2 separate regions of the Homo sapiens genome follow, and region 1 is linked to region 2. Evidence: chromatin contacts called from ENCODE Hi-C or POLR2A ChIA-PET data. All regions are on one chromosome and are shown on one strand. The core of a region is the stretch at or near the end of the contact, and the rest is flanking DNA. Distances in the headings are between cores, read along the strand shown.

Region 1 (3,752 bases), core at 1,170-3,669, 310 kb after region 2:
TTATCTGAAGCTCCTTAAATCCAATTTAAAGAGCCTCAGAGAGGCAACTGACTGATTTAAGTAACCTCAATCTTTAAAAGGCAAAATCACAACTGAGGCAAATGGCTTCTAAACCCAGTAATCTTAATACTATACCATGCCATGCTTATATTATGCAAATCATCAAAGAGAATCAATTATGCAGAACGTCAATTGTTTTTCACTTTTCATGTTGGTTTTCTTTTCAAATCCATAATATCCTTTAAGTTCACACATGGGTCCCACAAAGGACAGGATGGAATGGAGTGAAGAGTAAAGTAGATCCACATTAATTCCGGAAGCAGGTAAAGCTCTAAGAACTCTGCACACTTTTGTTTTAAGCAATATCATACTATTCCCCTTGTGGGTCAAAATTAGCCATTGACAGTCACTTGGCTACACAATGCTAATTTTCCACTTTTATTCAGCCTTTTTCCTTAAATGTTTCCCTCCAAGAAGACTTTGATGAATTTTTAATCATTCTACATATATATCATTCATATAACTGAAAAAGCAAAAACCTAGTCTAAATTGCCTTACAGGTATTATTTCCAATCTAGCTCTAACTCTATGTACAACATGTCCTTGGGAAAGAAAGAAGGGGAAATAGCCTCTACTTTTTTTCTTTTTTTTTTTTAGAAGGAGTCTCGCTCTGTCACCCAGGCTCAAGTGCAGTGGCATGATCTCAGCTCACTGCAGCCTCCACCTTCGGGTTCCAGTGATTCTCCTGCCTCAGCCTCCTGGATAGCTGGGATTACAGGCATGCGCCATCTCGTCTGGTTAATTTTTGTATTTTTAGTAGAGACGGGGTTTCACCATGTTGGCCAGGCTGGTCTCAAACTCCTGACCTCAGGTGATCCACCCAACTTGGCCTCCCAAAGTGCTGGGATTACAGGCATGAGCCACTAGGCCCACCCGTCTCTACTTATTTTTAACACTGATAAAATTGAGACAAAATGAAACGAGTTGCCTAACATCTCATTATATTACAAAAATTAAAAAGGAGGATTACAGCTCAGGTCCACCACTGGAAGTGCCAATGGGCTGCTTCTGTAACTTGGTTAGTCTTTTTGGTGCTTTATATCCCCTTACAGTTATTACTAATGTTATAATTTTCACTTATTGAAAACTATGTCATAGGCAGCATGACTATATTATCTCATTTAATAACAACAACCTTTCAGGATAAGTATCATTGGACCCCATTTCATAAGTGAAAAAACTGATTCTAAATGAGATAAAACAGTTTACCCAAATTACATGCCCAGTAAATTAGGGTTTGAACTCAGGTTGCTGTGAACTCCAAAATCCATCTGTTTACCATAATTCTACACTGTTCTGTAAAATAAAAGGCTTGAACTAAAATGCCAATTTCTGAGATTCCTTGGGTCCCCAACAAGCTATATTTATAAGGTTTCCAGGCAGGGTGTGGTGGCTCACGCCTGTAATCCCAGCACTTTGGGAGGCCAAGGCAGGCGGATCACCTGAAGTCAGGAGTTGGAGACCAGCCTGGTCAATATGGTGAAACCCCATCTCTACTAAAAATACAAAAATTAGCTGGGCATGGTGGTGCACGCCGGCAATCCCAGCTACTCAGGAGGCTGAGGTAGGAAAATCACTTAAACCTGGGAGGTGGAAGTTGCAGTGAGTTGAGATTGCACCACTGCACTCCAGCCTGGGAGAGAAGAGTAAAACCCTGTCTCAAAAAATCAATAAAAAATAAAAATAAGGTTTCCATTATGCCATGGTCCTCAAACTTCACATGCACAAATTTGATTAACTTTCCAAAGGTCAGCAAAAGATAAGTGAATATCCCATGCTGCTATTTCTTTTATTAAACCTCTTTTTCTTTTTCACAAGTCCAGTGACAGCAATAAAAAGAATTAACAACAACAAAAAAATTACCAACAGCTTGTGGAATATAAATTAAACAATTTCTTCCCTTTTTTCTGTTTTTAATATCATGGTTTCAAAAGACATAAACTGAATTCATTGTAGCTACCAGAATACAATTTAATTTGTTAAAATAGATTCCTTGAAATATACAACATGAAAGTAGAATATTTATTCTATGAAATATAAGTAGTTTCTATATTGTCAGTAACTATTTAAAATGCCAATACATACTAATTGTCATTTTTTGATAAATTATTCTGAATTCTTAAAAATCAAACTGTTTTTACAAATTGTCATGTTTGAAGAAGACCAATGACATACACATAATAATAACCTGCTACAAATAGCTCTTTAAGGTCTTTCAAGAAACTTCTGTACATGAAAATATGGTCATTTCAGTTCATTCCTGGCTCTTTATTCACCAGAATTACTCAACTCTGAATGAAATCTTAGAAGCTGCCTTGGGTTGGCATGTATGAAATGTCAAATGCAGTCTGCTAGAAACTAACAGGAAATATTCATCACCAAATAAAATAGAAAGAAGACAGCAAAATTTTTAAAAGGTGGCTGAATGTTGAATCATGGTGATACTTCAATCAAGTAGAAGGCATGCAATTAAGAGATGAGGGTGAAATGTGAACGCGTACCATTATCTTGTGACTAAACTTAGTTTCTTCGTGGCATGCACAGGAAGTTAAGCTTAATCACAGGATATGCAATAATAGTCACAGTATTCCAACAGAAATCCAATGACAACAAAAAACCCAAACAATTTCAACTAATTTTAAACAGAAGGCAAGCTGAGTCATAGTTTTTCACAGCAGGGAATAATGGCTTCCATGAGGGGTGAGCTTAATGAGCTCTGAAGGTAGGTTTTCTAATTAAATTATTCACAGAGGCTTCAATAGTCATCTTTCCTCTTGACTACCTTTTAAAACAATTACATCTTTAACAAATGTACCAATTAATCTTCATCTCAATAGAAGCAAAAGCAGCTAAGTGCAAGATATGTGACAGAGTCCCTTGGTACTGGAAAGCAGCCCTTTGTTCATTCTTTCTTTCAAAATATAAGCACTTTCTGTGAGCTGGGCATGGATGCTGGAAACATGGCTGTGAGCATCCTCCCACACCCTGCCTGCATGGAGCTAGCCATCTAGCAGGGAAGGTGAAACTGAGCACACTCCAGCAGGGTGATAAAAACAGAGATTGAGAACTTTGGGAAAGTGCAACACCTAACCTGGGCTTGTCAGAGGCGTTTGAACCAGAGCAACTCCATCTTGAATAAGGACTGGGTAAAATAAGGCTAAGACCTGCTGGACTGCATTCCCAAATGGCTTGGGATTCTAAGTCACAGGATGAGATAGGAGGTTAGCACAAGGTACAGATCATGAAGACCTTACTGCAAGCTGTTTTAGCTTGCAGTAAAGAAGCCGACCAAAACCCACCAAAACCAAGATGGCAATGAAAGTGACCTCTGGTTGTCCTCACTGCTCATTATACACGAATTATAATGCATTAGCATGCTAAAAGACACTCCCACCAGCACCATGACAGTTTACAAATGGCATGGCAACATCAGAAAGTTACCCTATATGGTCTACAAAGGAGAGGCACAAATAATCCACCCTTAAAAAACGGACTAGATAACAACGTATTAACTGTTTAACCATCACATAAAATAGAGAGTATTTGAGTTTCATCTCAGTATAAACATTTTTTATTCCTACTCTCTATCAGCCCATTAATGATTAACACTATAATCAACACAAACGTATTAATAATTTCCTCTTAGAAAACAGTAAAGCATAAGAAAGACTGTTTTTCATATAGATTTCTAA
Region 2 (4,012 bases), core at 1,392-3,891:
GTAATTTTGAAAAACCAGGTTTTAGGCTTTTTTTTTTTTTTTTTTAATAGCTTAACTCCTTCTATGGGTTAATTTGAGAGGACTCCATCCCCCTACTCCCTGCCCCACAAATTTCCAAAAACAACAGCAAGAAAGATCCTGGCAGAAGTCAAAGGGTCAATGGATCCTAAATAGTTTTCAGGTTCAAGTATGCACCATCAACAATGAGAAAAGCCCAGCCGTGTTATAATGACTCACCCCTTGACAAGAGATTCCAAACCGTGAAATCGAACAACTGCATATTTAGCCCTACGAATTGCATGGCTTACAAGTCACAGAGGGGTAAATTTGAAATAGGGAAAGGCTGGGATACCTTATTAGCATAAAATCTCTCTCTCTCTTTCTCTCTCTCTCTCTCTCTCTCACACACACACACACACACACAAAAGGCAGGGAAGTGGAGGCAGAGGCTGCACTGTGATCCTGGTCAAATAGGTTGGTCCTCTGTGAAGTGCCCATAATTCCAGAAGAACCCAGGGCTGGCTATTTGGTCCGAGGGGCCACTCTCATGGCCTGTTTGAAATAGTTCTCCTAACAGCAAGATTCAAAAAAGAATATTCTTTTCTCTCTTTATTTTTCTTTCATTCCTTTGTTCATGTAGGATAAAATTTTTACCTTTCTCTACCCCATTTCATTTTCTTAGCATTTCAGGAGAGATGAACCAGTGCTTTTCTGGTACTGCTCATCAGCATGTTCTAGCCAGTCGGCAAAAAAGGCATCTGCATTTATGGAGTTAATTGACATCTTATTAATTTTGCTCAGATTCTTTCTTTTACCTCCCTCTCCCTCTCCCCTCCTTTCTGTGTGTGTGTGTGTGTGTGTGTTTTTTTTTAAGAGAGAGAAAGCTAATGAAAACCATGTTTATATGCTCAAAGGCACAGAGGAAATTCATTACTCTGAGGAATAGCACACTCCACAAGTGAAATGAAAGTAATCTTATTTATGACAGGAAGGGGCCCTAGCTAGACTGAACTCCACCACACTTCCACTGTTACATAGAAAAGGAGCTGCAGAGCTCCTGCACCAACTCCAAATGGCGGCCTCACTGACAACAAACACATTTGCACTCTGTGTTTGAAAACTGTTAGAAGCTCCAGAAAAACAGCCATCTAATAGAGACAAGGAAACAAAATCTGCTTAGAATAGGCCATTCTTCCTTTACACCTACAGTACTTTCCCAGGACTCCTTGTGACTAAATGTTACAAAGATATCTCATCAAATCATTAGCTGATGACATTTATCAAGTACTGGTAAATACAGCTATGTTAGTTTCATAGCCTTAATTCCCTTATTAGAAGAGTTTTTCACTGTAAATTCATGGGCCCTTTCCTGTGTAAATAAATAATGGAAGAACTTAAATAATTCCTTTCACTATAAATGTCACCTTGTACCCTTGCAGACAATTCTCCCTTTCCTTCTTGAAAATTCCTTCAACTGTGAGAATATTTCCTTTTTTATTACTTGGGATTTTGCCATGTGGCTTTTTTTCCTCATTCATTCAATTAGTCAACGAAAATCATTTAGCTGTTATGTTCTAGAGGTTGGTGGGGAGATAGTCTCTACAATTTCTGTCAAAACTACTCATGAGTACTCTTCAAAATCTTAATATTATGTGAAATGTTGGCAGTAATAAGGTAGTTTTATAACATTTATTATATGGCTTCTGAGAATAACTTTTGCTGGAACGTCCTCTGAGATCATTAGGCCCATCTCCTCATTTATAGATGAGAAATCAGGCTCAAGGGCAGATCCCAGACTGTATATCTCCTTATTAAAAAATAGTTTTTTAAATTCCAAGAAGCTTCACATGTTTACCACTGAAGGAAAGGTATTATTGCTTGGATTCCGTGCAGGGGAGGGATTTTATAGTCCTCCCATCTTATGAAAAGGCTTCAGTATAAAATAAAAAGGGTCAACTAAAAAATATCTGGTATTTTGAAGTCCCATACAGAGATGCTATATGAGAGAGCAACTTGGAATTAAATTAACTAATTTGAGTTAACTCATCTTTATTAAGCCTGAGGTGCTGAGCATGTGTTGGGTCCCGGAGAAAAACAGACATACACCCTTTGCCATGTGCAGGGGATGCAGGGAGGTAAATGGGTGGACCTGTTTACATTATGGTATGGTAGGCGCTATGATGTGGAAGTGCAGAGTGCTATGAGACAGAGGAGGCTTCCTCCAGGGTGAAAGGAGTTGGTATGGAGATGGAGTGGCAGTGATTGTTCCAGGCAAAAGAAACAACTTGTATAAAAGCCTGGAAAAGAAAGTTTCAGAGTTTTTGTGAAAACAGTGTTAGTTACGCACTGAAGGGGAGGTTAGAAAGGGATTATAGTCAGAGTCTCTGATTTTCACTGGCCACACCTAAAATCCATGTGTTCCTTACTTGCCTTGTCCAAGTTGACATTTTTAAGTGTGGTATGTAACATTTATTTGTACAGTTATTCTTCCCTGTCATCCAAGACACTATTCTTAGTTTTCCTTTGCAATACACAAAGGTGATTCACTCACCTTGAGAAGGCCCTGAATTCAGCTTATTCAGCATTTATCAAGAACCTCATAGGCACAACCCTCTCCAAGTGCTGCCTCAGCCCTCTGTGTTTATAGTCCTTGTTATAGCACAGATCACATGATATTAGGGCTCCTTGGGCTCCCCCGTGAGCTCCAGGAAGGACTGTCTTAGCCACCTCCAGAACTCCAGCACAATGCCAAGCATATAACAGGAGATAAATGCTTCTTGAATAAATACACGAGCTTGGTGGGATATACCTCAATTCTTAAAACATACTTAAATGCACCTTTTGAAAAAAACAGTGTCCTACATAGCTTGCTTTGGTACAGACGGTAAGGGGACAACCAAAAAATGGTTAGAGAATCTCTATTTTGTGAAAAACGCATTAACTCAGCATTCCCTGTTATAAGGGTACATAGAAATATTTTTGAATTTATAATATCCACTAGAACGTTTTACTGGTGTAGTACTTAGTAGCAGTTGTTTTGAATAAAAACTAGACATTACAAGGTAATGATTTAGCAAAACAAACCAAAAGTCAGTGAGTCAGGAGGAGAAAAGGCACTGTGTTAAAATGACCAGCTGTATTACAGGGTCTGCTATTTGCTACATCAGTTTCTCATTAAGCAAAGCTCACTATATTTAAGGTAATTTTAACAGAGTAAATACAAAAAAACACAGTAATAAAGACTAACCATATACTTGGATGGTCAGGACACAGGCCAGGATTATGGATTTTATTCTTCTGATCCACCACAGTTGGTCCTAAAACACCTGTCATTCATCTAGTGTTACTGGGGACCTGCTATTTGCCAGGCACTGTGCTGTGCATTGAGAATACAAAGGTAAGACAGCAGCTCTGCCCTGAAGAATTTTTAGTAAGGAGTACAGGAAAATATGCAAAAAAACAAAAACAAAACCCAAAAAACAAAACGAACCTTTGGAAGAAGCAGCAGGAGAATCAGGGCAAGCTTCCCAGGAGAAGCAAAATCTCTCAAACGCACGTTGTCAGTCATCAGGCGGTTCAGATAAGACTTTGAAAACTTATCAGCACACGTCTTCCATCACTATTAGAAAAATAACTTGAGTGTACCCAACCCCAGTTTATCTTCCAAGTTGGTAACACATATCTATGTGTTCCTGGAAGCTTTGACCATATGGCATGGTCAAATAATATATTTATTAAAATATATTCTACCTTTAAAACTGATTAAGTTTGGGGAGAAGAGAAATAGCAAATTGATAAACGGTCTTCTGTAGTAACATGTTTGAGCCACAACGAGGCGCTCTGGATTCAAGAATGAGTGGGCTTCTCTTATTGTACAGTCTCTTCTCTATGAGGGGCTTTCAAAGAACAAAATGCATTTATCTAACATCAGGAAGGCCAGCAGCTCTTGTAGGAAGGCAGATGTTTGTCCTGTACAAAGTACAGATGTTTTTGACTGAAGTTCCAAAATAAA

What was found. A loop is a pair of places that touch in the nucleus more often than their neighbours do. ChIA-PET counts read pairs that join two places held with the same protein, here RNA polymerase II (POLR2A). Pooled maps may share reads with other maps.
Region 1: a loop to region 2 is called in a map of heart left ventricle, with 3 times the contacts of the local background. The contact joins two enhancer-like sites. A Hi-C loop is called at or near these places in 3 of 168 maps with a recorded cell type or tissue (A673, Caco-2 and heart left ventricle) and 3 of 50 pooled maps. POLR2A ChIA-PET finds 5 or more read pairs at or near these places in 2 of 52 experiments (GM12878 and Panc1).

Annotation. Positions count from the first base shown.
Region 1 is chr4:53,318,897-53,322,648 of GRCh38, forward strand. The region is part of intron 2 of SCFD2 (sec1 family domain containing 2); the gene reads right to left. Among named protein-coding and RNA genes, the nearest start is that of SCFD2, 45 kb to the right of the region's middle. Within about 2 kb of position 2,420, at least 5 of the 41 ENCODE cell types and tissues checked have a DNase peak (open chromatin) inside an H3K27ac peak, as active enhancers do.
Region 2 is chr4:53,011,975-53,015,986 of GRCh38, forward strand. The region is part of intron 5 of SCFD2 (sec1 family domain containing 2); the gene reads right to left. Among named protein-coding and RNA genes, the nearest start is that of SCFD2-AS1, 87 kb to the left of the region's middle. Within about 2 kb of position 2,642, at least 5 of the 41 ENCODE cell types and tissues checked have a DNase peak (open chromatin) inside an H3K27ac peak, as active enhancers do.